Linked DNA regions of Mus musculus: region 1 is linked to region 2. The links are chromatin loops, found by intact Hi-C in ENCODE. Cell type or tissue: heart. All regions are shown on one strand. Links, peaks and the distances in the headings refer to the core of each region. The heading gives the core; the rest is flanking DNA.

What was found. Peaks named below come from ENCODE experiments on the same cell type or tissue, not always from the same donor. Only the 100,000 strongest peaks of a DNase experiment are listed, where the experiment ranks them.
Region 1: a loop joins it to region 2, with 1.8 times the contacts of the local background. A loop is called at or near these places in 1 of 42 quality-filtered maps.

The regions. Positions count from the first base shown.
Region 1 is chr19:56,666,032-56,674,071 of GRCm38, reverse strand. It overlaps Gm32492 (a long non-coding RNA gene), which reads right to left and starts at 5,005. Exons shown (of 3, transcript XR_386825.2): 1 at 4,610-5,005; 2 at 1,290-1,405; 3 at 1-869. In heart, for the core only: a CTCF peak has its summit at 4,732; a DNase peak (open chromatin) is centred at 4,901; H3K27ac peaks cover 2,053 bases.
Region 2 is chr19:56,598,648-56,606,687 of GRCm38, reverse strand. It overlaps Nhlrc2 (NHL repeat containing 2), which reads right to left. Exons shown (of 11, transcript NM_025811.3): 11 at 7,842-8,040. Among named protein-coding and RNA genes, the nearest start is that of Nhlrc2, 54 kb to the right of the region's middle. In heart, for the core only: no CTCF peak of the experiment used is centred there; no DNase peak of the experiment used is centred there; H3K27ac peaks cover 917 bases.

The DNA.
Region 1 (8,040 bases), core at 3,650-6,149, 67 kb before region 2:
TGTATTTATTCAATTTATTTTGTTATGGTTATGGGTACTTCCCCTGCATGTATGTCTGTGCATCATGTATGTGCCCATGCTCATAGAGGCCAGAAGGGGCCATCAGGTTTCCTGGGATTGGAGATACAGATGGTTGTGAGCAGGACTGAGAAATGAGCCTGGGTCCTCTGTGGGACCAGCCAGTGGTGGTCTTAACTGCTGGGTCATCTCTCCACCACAGCCTCAGTGGCTCCTTCTCACTACAGACACAGTGAACTCTCCCTCAAGGTCTGCGGACCAGTCAGTTCTGGCTCACAAGCCGCTAAGCAGCTCTCTCTAGTACTCGGTCTCTGGGTCATTCTGCCTTCCTCTACTGCAAATCTGACAAACTCGTTTTGCTTACTTATCGGCTGTGTGTTACCGTTGGCCCTCCCTCTATAGATCTTGTTTTGTTTTGTCAATCCTCAGCAGTGGTCTCACAGATTGCATGCGACAAGCGCTTGAGACAGGGCTGCCCGTTGGTGATGGTGATGTGGGCAAAACCAGACGCCAGGGAGCAGAGCTGCCATGCATGGACAGGAGAGTAGGGTTGCCCAGGTGACAAAGGCTACTCACTCTCCAGAGGCAGTAAAATGGGTGAAGGAAACTGTGTATGAGAAGTCACTTGGGGGTCCCCAGTGTCCTTTCATTTAGGAACTTTAAGTATGTGGCTTAGCAGAAACTTAGTCGTGTGGTTCATAATATGGTGGCCTTAAACTGAAGTCAGCTCGACCTGGGATATGCTCGCTCCAAACGCCCACAGCAGACAGGACTATGGCGGTTCCAGCAGCGAAGGGGAGAGCATGCCGTAGCTCCGGTTTTCATGTTGGTCACGTAGTACATAGCTTCATCTCAAATATAGTAAGTGAAACTAGGCTACACCAGCTTAAATTAGCCAACTGTTTGGTTCCTCTTTATTTGTTCTCTTCTTTAACTTTTTATTATGAATAATAGAAGCTTTGAAATTGTACAGGTGGGTCACATCATATTTATATTAGACATATCTAGGCTATTTAGTCAGAGTATAGCCCTTCCCCTTCCTCCCTTTCTTCCTCTCCTTCCCTCTCCCTCCCTCTCCCTCCCTCTCCTTCCCTCTCCCTCCCTCCCTCCCTCCCTCCCTCCCTCCCTCTCTCCCTCCCTCACTCCCTCCCTCCCTCTCCTCCTCCTTCCCTCACTTTCTTCCTCCTTTCCTTTTGTTTCTTCTGTCTGCCCCCTCCTTTTCCCTTTCCTTCCCTCCTTCCCACCTTCTCCTTCCCTCTAGAAATAAATACCTTTTAGGGACTTAATTGTCTTCTGAATGGACACCCAAGTAGTTAAACCTCCATTCTCAATAAAGTAGATGCTTTTCATAATATCAAATCCTCCATCTGCCTCTGCATCAGGTTGCCTGGAACGATATTAAAGTCAGTGATATACAGTCCATTAGCTGTACCCAGCTTGGGCCTCCCTGGGAGGAGAAGAAACGGTACAAACGAGGTTTCTTCTACATTAAGCAGCAAACAAATGAAAGCCTTTGAAGAAACCACCTACGAGAAGTCAGGGGCTATGATTAACCAACCCTCCAATTTGGCAAACAGATTTCTTTGCAATGTAACCACCTTACAAATAACGGCTCCTCCCCGTATAAGTGAGGGAGACGGTGGGATGCCCCCCGAAATGGACGGTTGAGATGCTTTTTAAGAAGGAAATTCCCAGCGTTCATCTTGGCGGGGCCCAGGAATTGCTCTGGAGATTGTGAGGTTGGCCTTGGGCTGCCTGTGTCTGAGCAGGGAGCTGCATGTGTTTAGTGAGGAAATCGAAAGACTCTTGATTAAGTTGCTTCTACCGTCCTCTCAAGAGCGCCAAGGGGGTTGAGCACTAGCTCGCGGCTTATACATGTGTGTCGCCCTGGTGTTAAGTCACGGCTGTTACATGTGTAGCATCCTTCCCAGTGGTCAAGAGGGCTGCTGCACTCCAAGGACTCGTGTGACAATCATTCTGTGGACAAACCAATGAGGTCAGAGAGACCTGTGGCCCAACATGGCAGAGTTAAGATGAGCCCCCATCTTCTCTGCCATCCCACCATACACACATAATTCCTCTCTCCCTTCTGTTCCCCCTCCTCTAAGAACCTCTGTGAGTCTCGGGGGGGGGGGGGATCCTTTCCAATTTTGTGTTAATGAAAGGAAAATAGGCTTAGGCACATAGCTCAGTTGGTGGAACACTATCCTAAAACGCACAGAGCCTGGGCTCAGTCTCCCACACCACATCAACCAGAGCCTGTTGGCTCATTGCCATAAACCCAACACTCAAGAGGCAGAAGCAGGTGGGTCAGAGGTTCAAATTCCTCTTCAACTATTTAATGAGTTCAAGGCCAGCCTGGGCAGTGTGTGACTATCTCAGATTAATTAATTAATTAAAATACAATAAAAGCAAAGCAGTCTCTTCCTCAAATGTGTGCCTAAGCCCTTGGAGCTAGAAAAGCTACCCCTGGTAACCAGTCAGCATTTTCTGTGTTGTGGTGGTGCTCTGTTGTTGTTGTTTTCCTAGACAACGCTTCACTCTGTAGCCCTGGCTATCCTGGAACTCACTGTGTAGACCAGGCTGGCCTTAAACTCCCAGAGATCTTGCCTGCCTCTATCTCCCAAATGCTGGGCACTATGGCTGATTTGAGCATTTTATAGTCAAGGAATCACCATGCTACACATCTCTGGTCTTCTAGCTTTCGAGAAAGTCTTCAAATAAGGATCCCCATTTTAAGCACAGGAAACCAAAGTTTCTGGTGTTAGATTTTCATTGTTTGGATCTGAGTAACTGAGGCTGGCCGTGAGCTCCTGGTCCTGTCGCTTCCTCCTCCCCTGAGTACCTATGTGCTGGCATTGCACATGCGCAGCACCAAGCCTGAATAGAATGTTATCTATTTTGCATTCAGAATTGCAGCCCAGAGGTAAGAAACTCCTCAGCAATGACAATGTGATGTTTGGGGTGAGCCGGTATCCATCCAGGGCGGGGTTTCCCCTGGCTACAGACAGCCCCTTCTGTCTCAATGCTCCTGTGACTTGGAAGCAGATTGTGGTAGGGACTGGTGTGCAAGGGACAGGTACAGAAAACCTTCAAGAAACCAGGAGAACAAGACAGGAAGGAGAACAGCTCAGTGCAGACTCAGATGGGCCCCATCTCACAGGCCCGTGCACTCTTGCCTCAAGTCAGTCCACACTTGAAGGCACCTCTGTCTTCTTCTCACTATCATTTGCATGAGGGTCAACCGGGCCAAGATGAGCTCTGTCACCTTCAGAGCCAGGGAATGACACAGAGAAGTTGAGGTCCAGGTGTGGAGCCATCAATTGCCTATTATACGGTATTTGGTTCTGAGAGGAAGGCCGGCATCTTCTGCCGTCTTGTTCGTCTCCCAGGGTTGCTTGCCCTGATGTCTGGCGCGGAATGGAGAGTGGACATTGCTGTTTTAGATGCCCCGTCTCCATTCTCCCATCGCTCAGTCACAGAAGCAGATGTGGCACCTTGAGGGTAGGGGATCCTTCCACAGTTTTTCACTGAAAAGGTGCTCAACACAGAGTGGTGGCTGTTCATGATGTCACCAGAAGGACCCAAGGAGCCAATTCTCAACAAATTTCTGGGGAAATTGTCCACTCCCCTCTGGAGATGAAGCAAGAAAGTAAGGAGTAAGGGGCTCTCACTGGAACCACTACGTTCAAGAACGTTCTTGACCAGAGCAGAGACACAGTAAAGTGTTCCCTTCCTAGATATAAAGACCTGTGTTCAAATCTCCAGGACACACATGAGAAGCTGGGCACAGTGATGTATACCTGTAATCCCAGCAGGGGTAAGATAGGAGCTGGGGCTCCTTGCAGCTTGGCTGGCTTGGCCTGTGTGGTAAAGTTCCACAGCAAATGAGAAACCTCATCTCAAACCAGTGATGGCAAGAGCCTGGGGACCAACGCCTGAGGTTGCTCTCTGACCTCCACCGTGTACCATAAGCACCCACCGCCCATATGCAGGGACATACATTACCCACGAGCTGCAGCCCAGGGTTCTGAAGTTGCCGCTGACGTTGAGACAGACACTTCCGCCATGAGCCACAAGCACAGCTCCCCTCTCTCTGCTGCCATCTGATCCTCCAGTCAGTGCATCAGGTAGGAAAGATAGCTAAGGGATACTGGGGTGTCTTTGCAGTTCAGAGAAGCCCCTTGGACAAAGCCAGAATGGACTCTGGGGGCCAGTTCACCATGTCCCGCATGCTAAGTGAGCACACAGTTTGACAGTGATCGTCATGGCAAAGACAATGAGGAAGAGAGGGGAAAACTTTCTCCTTCTCTCCTGGTTATGACCTTGAGCACGCTTGACACTGCAGGAAGCCATCCTGACGTCTCAGAAGGCCCGAGAATGAGACCACAGTGAGTAATGGGGAGGAGAAGCCAGCCTGCAGAGGATGCCTCTTAATGCCTCTTAAAAGCCCAGAGAGGGGAGCTGACTTAGTCTGGATCACATAACACTGGGGTGAGGGATAGATAGACCTTGAACCCTGCCTACCCCACTCTTACCCGTTAGCCTTTACTTGGCTGCCGTTAAGAACTTGTGGACTCTTTCCACTGACCTGCAGTACTCACGCCGGCTGCCAGGAGGGTCTCACAACCCCTCCTTACGCACGCCCTCTAAAGTGGCTGATTGATCGGAGCCCACTGAGCAGCAAAGGTGCCTGTGGATCTGCCCAGCTGAGAAGCTCTCAGAACACATTTCCCCTGGCAGACCCGGTGGAGCCTGGGTGTGTATGAATAACTCAGGGCCGGAGCCTGGCTGGTGGGGAGCTCAGAGCCAGCTCTGAAAACACCCTAGGGGCTCTCTCTGAGTGGCACAGTGAAATGTGGCCACACCGGTTCAGTCTATTTTAAGCTTCGGAAACCAAGGGAGGTGAAGCCGGGTGAACCAGTGAGCTCCTGGGCAGATGAGTTCCAGGCTAACTCTGGGTGGCTCTAAGGTCACCTTGGGCCCCTCTCGTGCCTCTGTGCTTTGTTCTTCCTGCTTCCCTTTGGACAGATGGGAAGGAAGGAGTCACACTGGAGGGACACTCCATTTAGACAGAAAAATGAGAGAATGTCATCTGCTAGGACCTGGTCGGTGTCTTTAAGTGGATTTTTCACCTGATGTAATTGACTGCTTTGAGTGGGGTGCAACCACTGTCTCTCCTCTCACGGAAAGGAATGGAAGCCCAGAGAAAGCAAGCCTCTTCCTCGAGGTCACCAGCAGAGCTAGGGTTTGAAGTCCACAGAGAGGGTAGCGTTGGGACACTAGCATTACATGTGGGTGTCTATGCTCTGGTCTCAAGCCCAGCAGTGGGCAGAGCTGCTTTTACCACATGTAAGCCACACTGGGTTCATCCATAGCTTAGAACGTTTGGTTCTTACGGTGCCATTGCTCAGATTACAGAACCAAAGCTTAATGTCCTAAGTACATTTTCTTTGTACCACACAGCTTCCAGGATCTTTGTTTGGGGTTTGGGCTGATAGTGATGGAGAGAGAGAAAGGGCAGATACAACTGATAAGAAAAGATGTTCAAAGTGTAGAATCCAGGAATCACCAGTCATTTGCTTTGTCTTAAGTACTTAGATACTGCCATTTTAGCTTGTGGGTGAATGTGTGTGTGTGTGTGTGTGTGTGTGTGTGTACATATGTGTGTCTGTGTATGCATGCTGTGTGTATGTATATATAAATATGTGTGTGAGTGTGTGGGTCTGTGTGCATGCTGTGTGTGAGAAGTGTATGTACATATGTAAGTATATGTATGATTGTGTAGGTGTGTGTGAGTGTGTGTACATGTGTGTGTGCTTGTGTGTGCGTGTTGTGTGTGTGAGTATGTGTGTGTATGTAAATATGTGTGTGGGTGTGTGTGCATCCTGTGTGAGAGTGTATGTATGTATGTAAGTATATGTGTAATTGTGTAGGTGTGTGTGAGTGTGTGTACATGTGTGTGTGCATGTTGTGTGTGTGAGTATGTGTGTGTATGTGTGTATTTAAGTATGTGTGTGGGTCTGTGTGTGTTTGCATGTGTGTGTGTCTATGTGTGGATGCTGTGTGTGAGTGTGTGCACATGTTTACGTGTGTGTGTGTGTGTGTGTGTGTGTGATATGCAGTGTATGGTGTGCATGCATGTTCACATTTGGAGGCCTGAGGTTGATGTTGAGTGTCTTACTCAAAGGCTTCCCATCGTGTATATTAACATAGGTGTCTCACTCGGCCTGGAGCGCCATGTTTTGGCTTGTCTGACTAGCCGGTTTTTTCCAGGGATCCCCTGTCACATTCTCCCACATCCTAAGATCACAACCTGGTTGTCATGCCCACATGGCTTTTACGCAGGTCCTGAGGAGCTGAACTCTGGTCTTCATGCTTATAAAGCTACCTCACCTACAAAGCCATCTCCCTAGCCTAGATTACACTGAACTGAAAGGACAGAAAGAAAAAAAAAAAAAAGAAAAAGATCTCATTTTAATTCCTTGATTCCTCCCCCTTTCATTAGAACAGTCATGTGCACCAATCTTTTCTTTTGCGTCACAAACCTGTAATCTCAGCACGCCAGAGGTTGAAGTAGGCAGATTATGAGTTCCAAGCCAGCCTAGGTCGCATGGTGAGACCCTGTCTTAAAACAACCACAGCCAGATACTGAGAACATAGAAATGAATAAAACTGGGTTCGAACCCTGCCAGAGCCCACACTCTAGGAAGAGGGAGAAATATATATGGGGCTCACCTCTAAAACTGTGTCAGCAGACCAGAACACACACCACATGGTTGGTGATAGCAGTGCTGTGGCCACTGGCTTCTGCTTGGGTGGGGATGTCAGGCGTGACAGAGCCCCCCTCCCGCCTCTCTCTCTCTCTCTCTCTCTCTCTCTCTCTCTCTCTCTGTGTGTGTGTGTGTGTGTGTGTGTGTGTGTGTGTGTGTGTATTCCTGTTTTTTTTCAAGGTCACCCTGGGAAGAAATGTTTTAGGCAACGTGGTTTATATGGCTGAAGACCTGTGGCTGAAGGAAGCCACTGGCTGATTTTAAGGAGCCAATCATTGCCAAGGAGAAGGTGTGCAGGGGATATGGTGGAAGTAGCTGGCACTAGGAAAGCTGTCTTGGGAGGGAGAGAAGAGGTCAGGAAGTCTGAGGTTAGCTTCTGTATGCGATGCAGAGGGATTTACATGGTCTCCCGGATGCCACTCAAGAAGGTAGGCGGAAATGTGACACGAGCTGGTCTCTGTTTCAGAAAGTGTGTGCTGGCTGGGGAGAGAGGATGAGGTGGATGGTGAGACTGGGAGCTAGGAAGCTGTGTAGGGAAGGGCGTCCACAGCCAGGAGGAGAGCCAAGGCACCATCCACCCGTGCTGGGAAATCACCCGGGACTAAGGATCAGACACTAAGAAAAGCTGGATGTTGAGCTGCATGTGTGAGTGTCTGATATATTTTTGTTTAAAAAAAAAATGGAAGAATTTTTTAGCAAAAACTAAAATTATGATAGAGTTATAATACAATATCTGGCCAAAGCAGCTCAGAGAAGGAAGAGTTTGTTTTGGCTCAGGTTGAAGGGAAATCTTGGTGACAGAACCTGAGGCAGCTGGTCACATTTTATCTGCTAACAGGAAGCAGAGAGGTAACTGCTGGCCCTCAGCTCAGGACCCCTAAGGGATGGTGCTGCTCACTGCTCAGCTCAGGACCCCAGCCTAAGGGATGGTATTGCCCACAGTTGCTGACTCTTCCCTGTTCAATCAAATGAATCTAGAAACTCCCTCTCAGACCTGCCCAGGGCTTGTTCCCAGGGGATTCTGAATCCTGCCAAGTTGACCACATCTACATCTCAAGGATAAAGGGAATTAGGTTAATAATGAAAACCAAGAATAGCCTATGTGGTCCATTGTGATGGTTTGTATATGCTCGGCCTAGGGAGTGGCACTATTAGGAGGTGTGGCATTGTTGGAGTGTGTCACTGTGGGTGTAGGCTTTGAGACCAGCATCCTGTCTTCCTGGAAGCAAATATTCTGCTGGCAGCCTTC
Region 2 (8,040 bases), core at 2,901-5,400:
TTCACACCGTCCCTCCAGTACATCCGATTCTTTTTTTTTTGATTTATTATTTATTATTTATTATATGTAAGTACACTGTAGCTGTCTTCAGACACTCCAGAAGAGGGAGTCAGATCTCGTTACGGATGGTTGTGATCCACCATGTGGTTGCTGGGATTTGAACTCTGGACCTTCAGAAGAAAGGTGCTCTTACCTGCTGAGCCATCTCACCAGCCCCACATCTGATTCTTTTGTGGGAGCAAAGGTGAACCATGTGACTGTGGGAAACATCATAGGAACACAGGTGGACCTTGTGACTGTGGGAAACAGCGCCTCCTACTTCACTCTGTGTTGAAAGCCACACACATACACACACACACACACACACACACACACACACACACACACACACATACACAGGGCTTGAAAGCCAGTCCCTCTGCACACACTCAGTACTTGGCTGTGCCCTAATGCCTTTCTGGTTTTCCTTGCTTTGGACAGTTCTGATTTGTATGGTTTCAGCTTCTGTGGGGTAAATGACAGCAGTCTCTAAGGACACAGTCCAAACTTCAGTCACAAATTTCACCGTTCCTTTGTCCACCAGTCTGTAAAGTGTCCCACGGTCAAACACTGGGGATGCCACTTGGTTTGCTATCTTTGATTCACGTTGCCCCTAGACAGCAGAGTGTAGCTGTGTTGCTTATTTTCTAGTGACAATGTCCCATGAAACTAACAAAAATAGTGTCTGAAGAGAGAGATGCTCACCCAATATCAAACACATTGCTCTGGTAATGGAGGGTCACAGGACAATTGTAGTTCCCGTCGATTACGGAGTTCTTTGTAGTTCAGATTGCCTGGACTGTGTACTGTTTAAGCAGGGTATCACTTGTAATAAAAAAAAATATTCTAAAAAATCCCAATGTGGGGTTCCTTAGACCATTTTTGTTCCCAGGTGAAAGGCACACTCAACCTCCCATTTTTAAATATGCCTTAAGCAGTGCAGTGGGAGGGCAACTGTCTACCCTCCATGCTGTTAGAATCCACGTTCACATTGATACCCCAAGTTATGACTTACCATGCTTCCCTCTGGGTTGCTCTTAGCTCCAACCAGGCAACCCTCTGGGGCGTGTTTTCTTGGCCCAGAGGCAATGGCGACTCTTGGAGCTCCTCTGTCCCACGGCTGCTCTGCCTCTCTCTTCTTCCTCGAGGCCTCTAGCCTAGGAAACCTAAACCCTGCCTATGTCTCTTCTCCTCAGTTACTGACTGCTAATGTCTTTATTTACCAACCAGAATTAACTCGGGGAAGGTTCCCAGAAGCTAAGTGCAGACTCCAGGTCTTGGAGGCCACCAAATAACATTACAATAAACAGTAAAAGACAAAACTTCGACAATTGTTTAACCAGTTACCTTGGTTTTTGTTGTTATTGTTGTTTGTTTGTTTTTCCCCAGAGCTGAGGACCGAACCCAGGGCCTTGCACTTGCTAGGCAAACACTCTACCACTGAGCTAAAACTCCAACCCCAATAATTGTTTAAACCAAGGTTGGCCTTAATCTTGTGGTTCTTGTGCCTTGGTCTCTCATCATCATAGAATTCTGGTGTATGCTATGACTTCTGGCTTGCACAATTTTATAGTCTTCTATAACTGCAAAGCAAAGTCTGTTTATAAACGCACATATGTGCATGCATGCTTAATTTTGAAAAGCAAAAATATGATATGTATTCTGAAACATGTTGTCTGAAGATGTTTAAGTGCAAGCACACACCCATAGTTATATTAACCATAACTGGTTTAGTCTCCTCGATGGATGACCTGCTCCTTAATATCTCACTACCGGCAAATATTTAGGCCGTTAATATTTGTTGGTTTTTTGTCTTGTTTTATGTGCTAAAACATTTTTGTGTATGTACACAAACATTGGACTGAATCAGTTTCTGCAAGTGACTACTGTATTATTCTGGCTGAGACAGAAGGACCATTGAGTTCTAGGTCAGACCTAGAGAGCTGTCTCAAAAAGAAAAGAACCCAGTTTTGTCGGCGATCTGCACTACCATGAGATGACACCCTAGGACTGCAGGTCAAGACTTCACTGTTGACAGAGTTGGAGAGCCTGAGAATCTACTGGCTCCCATGCACTTGGCTAGGACTTGGTGTCATCCACAGGGCCTCTGGATGCACGACCCCGCACTTCCCCTCAGACTTGGGTGGAAACGGACACTCAGTGTTTAAATGCAGTTGCCGTGCCTGGGTATCCCTGTGTACCTTGGCTAAAGTAATGAGCCTTTCTGTTATAAATAGGTTCCTAAGCAGCCGAGTATATCAGAGGATAAGAGCCCTGATTGTTCTTCTGACTAATTCAATTTCCAGCAAACACATGGTAGCTCTCAACTATCTGTAGCTGGGTCTGATACCCTCTTCTGGTATGTCTGAAGACAGCTACAGTAAACTCATACGCATTAAATAAATAAAATCTTTAAAAATTTTTTCCTACTTATGAGAACAGACTCTTGGACCTGGGTAGAGACCTAACATTCCAGGTGGGCTGCTTCAATCACTCTGACTTCCAGGCCCAGGAAGGTGGCTTACCTTAAGACATGCTGAAGAGTTGGATGGAATCATTAGAGCTTTAATATGATGCTACTACACCTCTTACTTCCCAGAGTCCCTGCCCCTACTGCAGCAGCTTAGGAGCCATAGTCAGAAAAAGGTCCAAGCCTGCATCTGTGTGCTATTTTGAATTGCCCAAGAACAGCTTTTCCTTTTCTTCTCCGTTCTAGGGATGCTTTTCCTATCACTTTCCTCAGCATCTTGGGCTTCCTTGCTTTCTCTACTGCTTCCTCCCCTCCATGTGCGTGCCTTCCATGCGAGCATCCATGGCTTTCTCCTTCTGTCCTCCTCCCTCCTCCAGGCAGCTGCTAAGGCTCACAGCTTGCCCCTTTGAGGTTTCTCTTTAGCCGCTAATAAAGTTGTCCTAATGCTTCCATTTGAATCCATTTCTAAACCCCCAGATAAATGAGACTAAAAACTCCATGAGAGGATCCTAATTTCTGGTCACCCACACAAGCTCAGTGGTTATGTGGTGCAGAGACCCCAAACTCCAAGCTTTATCCACTAAGCCATTTATCCAGCCCCAGCTTACAAGTTTCCAAGTAGTAAAATCAGTGATATACTTAAAATACAGAGAATATTCAAGACAGAAACACAACTTTGGAGAGAAAAATATTTAATCTGTTTCATGGAAAAAAAGTACAAAGCTTTGGAAGAGCTTTAGGTTTGCAAGTACAGTAGGAACACACACGCTTCCCAGACGCTTGGCTCCACGCTCCTCGAGTTAGTGAAGCCGTCAAGCTCTTATCCACCCAATAATGCACTTGAAGAAGCCACTGAAGAGTTTGGTCTAGAAATAAGTGTAAAATACATTGCATAAAAATATATTAATCCATCTACAAACACTTTAAAATGCATAGCAAGGAAATTCTTTCAGGACTAAGCCATGTCTAGAAATACCAGTATCTGAACTTGTATACTGGATTTCCACTGCATTGTTTAGGCATGACATCCTCACAGCAGAGCACCTCTATGCTCACAAATGACATCATTTACCCACACAAGATGGCAACAGTCTCTAACGTGATCATCCATGAAGCATACCTTGAAGGAGTAACAGACTGGTGGAGGTCTTGATTCCTTAAGGCGTGAAGTAATGACAGTAACGGCGTCTCTTACAGAGAGACCTAAAGCTATACCATCAGCCCATGGACAGTGAGGAAGCCCTACTTCAAAGAGAAGCCAATCTGAAGTCAGTCACACGGGGTCCTGTTCTCTGCTGTAGAACACTGAGAAATTACTAGGAATTTTAGAAAAATGATCACTGCAACACGTTCCCCACTTGAGTCCCTGTGGAAGCCCAGCTCCTCAGCAAAGGCTCGACAGGAATACAGCTGTTTCTGTAGCTGAGGGCGGAGGTCACGGGCTGAGTTGGGGCTCTGGCTTAGTTTTTGAGGGTAACTTGCAATGATGACATCACAGGCATGCACCGACAATACATTCCAACCCTGTGCCAACAATTATGTTTCTGGTGGAACTAAAAATAGAGACAAGCAGTCTTTAAAATAGAAGATACCCCAATGGCTACACTAGGAACGTATGTGCTTTCATCCCCACTGGCATCATTTGATTGTTTGATCTTATTTATCTCAACATATTTTCTCATGAAACTAGGTTCAGAATAATAAAAATCCTCTTTAAAGAGTCTGTATCTCAGAGGGCGGAACCTCACCTCCCTTTTGTTTTATTTTGTTTTATTTATTCCATGTGGAAAGCTGAAACTAAGCAACCCAAGAGTTACTAGAGCTTCAGATTTCACTTTCAAACAGCAACACTGCTCACGCCCACGTCTGAGCCAGGCCAGGCACTCTAGTATGTAGGTCCAGTGTTTATTTCTAACCCACAGCTGAGGGCGGCCACAGGTGGAAGTGTACTGGAAAGTCCTTGCGGTTCTTTCCTTGGGTCGGGAGGCTGTCGAGAGCAGTGTCCACAGGCACACAGGAGTGACGTGCAAGGGGAGCAAAGGACACACCACACAATGAGTAACTACACCTAGACGCACATTCCACAAGCGTCTAGGGTTTTAGTTTTCAACTCTGACCTCTGACAATGATTAAACCAAAGCACCACGCCATGGCGAAAGCTATCCTAGCAGAGCCTGCAGGCAGGGCTGTGTCCTATTCTGGGCCAGCCTGTGTGCTCATAGCGGCCACCCGAGAGCCAAGGCGCCAGCCTACACAAGCCGGCACAGGCAGGAGACAAGGCTGATTAGCCACAGAATGCCACCTCGCTTGATTACCAAGCCTCTAACTTTAACGACCATTCTGTCTATTACCCTAACGCAAAGAAACTGGAAAAAGGAAATTCTATTAAGCCAGGTTAAAACAGTGACTCAGGCGAGGGCTCATTCTTCATGTCGGCTTTGAAACACGGGTGGAAAAAGCAATCTTGGTGATTATCACGCAGGTCTGCCTCAAGGTATGTGACTCTGTCACACTGTCATTTCTGACCCATGTAGTGCGCTGCTCACTGAACCATAGTACTGCTTCACGACCACACTACTTCACAATGGACAGACGCTGCACTGGGATGCCCCTAAAAACCACCACTGGCACACGCAGGACATCTTGTCTCACACTGCCACGCTGATTTCAGGAACAACTCCTGAGTCACCAGGGAGCCTGCACAGCAGACCATTAAGGCTGCAGGAAGGCAGAGGACTTTATTCCTCTACACCTCACTTGGTTCACAAAACACACTGTGTCCGATATGGGTAGACGTCTCCAGGCCTGCACCAGCCATGCTCGTTATGGTGGACTGGCTGCTGGGACAGTCCTGTTGAGCTAACTGGGATGTCTACACATACTCCTGCCAAGAAAAAACTGTGGATAGTCACTGAAATTAAGGGCACAGAAAATCCTCTGGGAACCAATGATTATATAGACCATTCCAAGGCCCAGATGATAAGAATCTATGAGAAGTCATGTAAGTTGAATGACTTTAATGAATTTAAATGAATTTTACAAACACGCATTCCCAGGGCTCCTGGAATCCTCTGGACTGATAAGTTACTACATGAAGGAATGAAATATGTGACCTTGCAAGTTTGGGAGACGACAGAGTAGGCAGTGGGGCAGACAGCTGTCCACTTCCTCTGTGTACACTCTTAGTGCTGATGTGACTGTTCAAGGAGGAGGGACTCTATCCTAAGGCTGTTGTGAGGATTGCGTGTGGTCAGCACACAGAAGGGAAACTCCCAGCAGGGAGCGAGAACTCAATGAAGGTAAGCCTCCTTCTGCCCTCGTCTGAAGGCCGGGGGGTAGGTCCCCACTTTCCACACTGTAGGGAGCCTCGGTTAAGCTCTGCTGCTGTCAGCCAGCACCCACATACTAGGTCCTGTTCTAGGCACTGGACGCTACCCCAGGAGCTTCGTACCCAACATGCCGAAGCAGCTTCCTTCTCTGGAACATTCACACCTAGTCTGTAACGTTATTCTCAAGTACTTTGAAGACTGCAGAGGGCACCGCCCCAGGGTGAGAGCACCCACCAGGGCACGCAGGTTATAATCTGAAGATTCTTGTACAAGCTGTTAAGAGTGTGGTGTGTCTCCAGCTATGTCTGGATCCTCTATGGAAAAGCCGTATTCATTAAAGCTCCAGAAGGCCTTTTTAAATACTTCAATACAGTAGAGAGGTGCTTCTTTATAAACAATATTGTTTATGAAATGGTAATACATTCTACCATAAAGTGTTCTTTTTCTTCTCGAGCCCAGATTCTACTGGGACTGCTAACATGTCAAATGGTGGAGAAAGATTTTGCTTTAGAAACTGGAGTTGTAAAAAAAAAAAAAAGTCAAGCCCATGTCTGTGGCCATAAATTATTGTCATTATTAGAACTAAACTGATAAGTAGCAGTTCATAAATTACTCCCTGCTAAATGCCGTGGGAGCATTTTACTGAAGCCTGGCGGCAAGCCCAGGCTTGGTCCAGCAGCCCAGCTCTGCAGGGCAAGACACTGCTAGAGTCTATACTCCTGCCACTATACCATGCTAAACAATAAAACACCGTAATTATCCCTGTCCTCACCAACTACAATTTTAAAGGAAACTGGTAAATGAAAGGACTCTAAATAGACCCCCATCTTTGGTAACAGAAGTGGCTTTAGAAAAATTATTAGTGCTTACAATTCAGATTATTTTAGTATCTTTGAGAAGATTAGATTACTCTCTAAAGTACTGGCCATTGAGTATTCTCAGAGGTAGAATTTCAGTGAGACAGCACGGGCTTGCTCATTTAGAGCTTAGGTGACACGGCCCCTGCACGTGGCTTTATGTTACTGTTCACTACAAAACATAGCTTTTCGTGATTTCATTTTCCTCCTGAGGACTGAACCCAGGGCCTCTGCGCACGGCAAAGAACCATCTTCCAAATGAGTTAACAACTCTGATCTTTGCCAAGCCAGAGGCAAAGGCAGAAGCTGAAGACTTTTCCCTGGATGGAGAAAGACAGTCAGTTCCGCGTATGTGGAGAAACCATGGTTACACATGTTCATTAAGTCCTAGATTTCCCACACTGCAAAACAGAGGCCCACATAACCTATCTCAGTGGTGTGAGCCCCAAGGCAGACAGAGTTGTCTCAGGACAACTACAAGGCTCTCAGAGAGGACAGGAGACGCTGCAGCTCCAGAAGTGCTGTGACCAAGGTTTCCTCCTGGCAGACACTGTGTCAGTCCTGACCCTAGGAAAGCGCACTCTGCTCACTGAGCACCTTCTCCGTCCATCCCCACTAACATTCTGCTGTGACCAGCAGTGCAGAGAGGCAGGTGGGTGGGGTGTGCAGCCACCGAGATCCCCGCAGTCACTGAAGACTCAAGTAAGATCCTACCCAGGCAAAGGGAAAATCAAGGGAGTTAAAGAATATTTTGGGATTTTTAAGGTACATCAAACTACAGAATACATGCTTGTATTTTCAGAGTGAAAAATAATTTCCACACAAGCTAAACTGTATATACCCTGTTTTAGAGAGTGAAACTGTTTATGTCCTCAAACAGGAAATGACTGAACCAAAATATTCTCATCCCGTCCAACTGGAAATAAACGAGGAATCCAACAAATCAACGAGGGCTGCGGCGCTCTGAGGCCCTCCACAGACCACCAGCTCCAGGCTGGAGCTGCAGAGCCGCTGCCTTGGCTGGTTCTAGGTGCAAAGGTTTCTGAGGTAACCACGGGCAACTCTAAACAGGACCCCTCCCTTTCACGTTCGCCTTGCTCCTGAGAAACAGCATTTCTAAGTTAATAACGGAAGTCAGCAAGTTTTCACTTCAGATTTTTTTTTTTTTTTAGTTAACTGAACAATAAAACAAGCAAATGTTACCTATCAAAAACTACTGCAAAAATTAACTAATAAATAGGTAGACTATGCTTAAATGCTTATTAAATTTATAGGTGGGGCTCAGACAATGCTTCTGAAACCTTGTAGTCTTAGTAAAACACATGTCCACTCAGTTTTAGAAGAG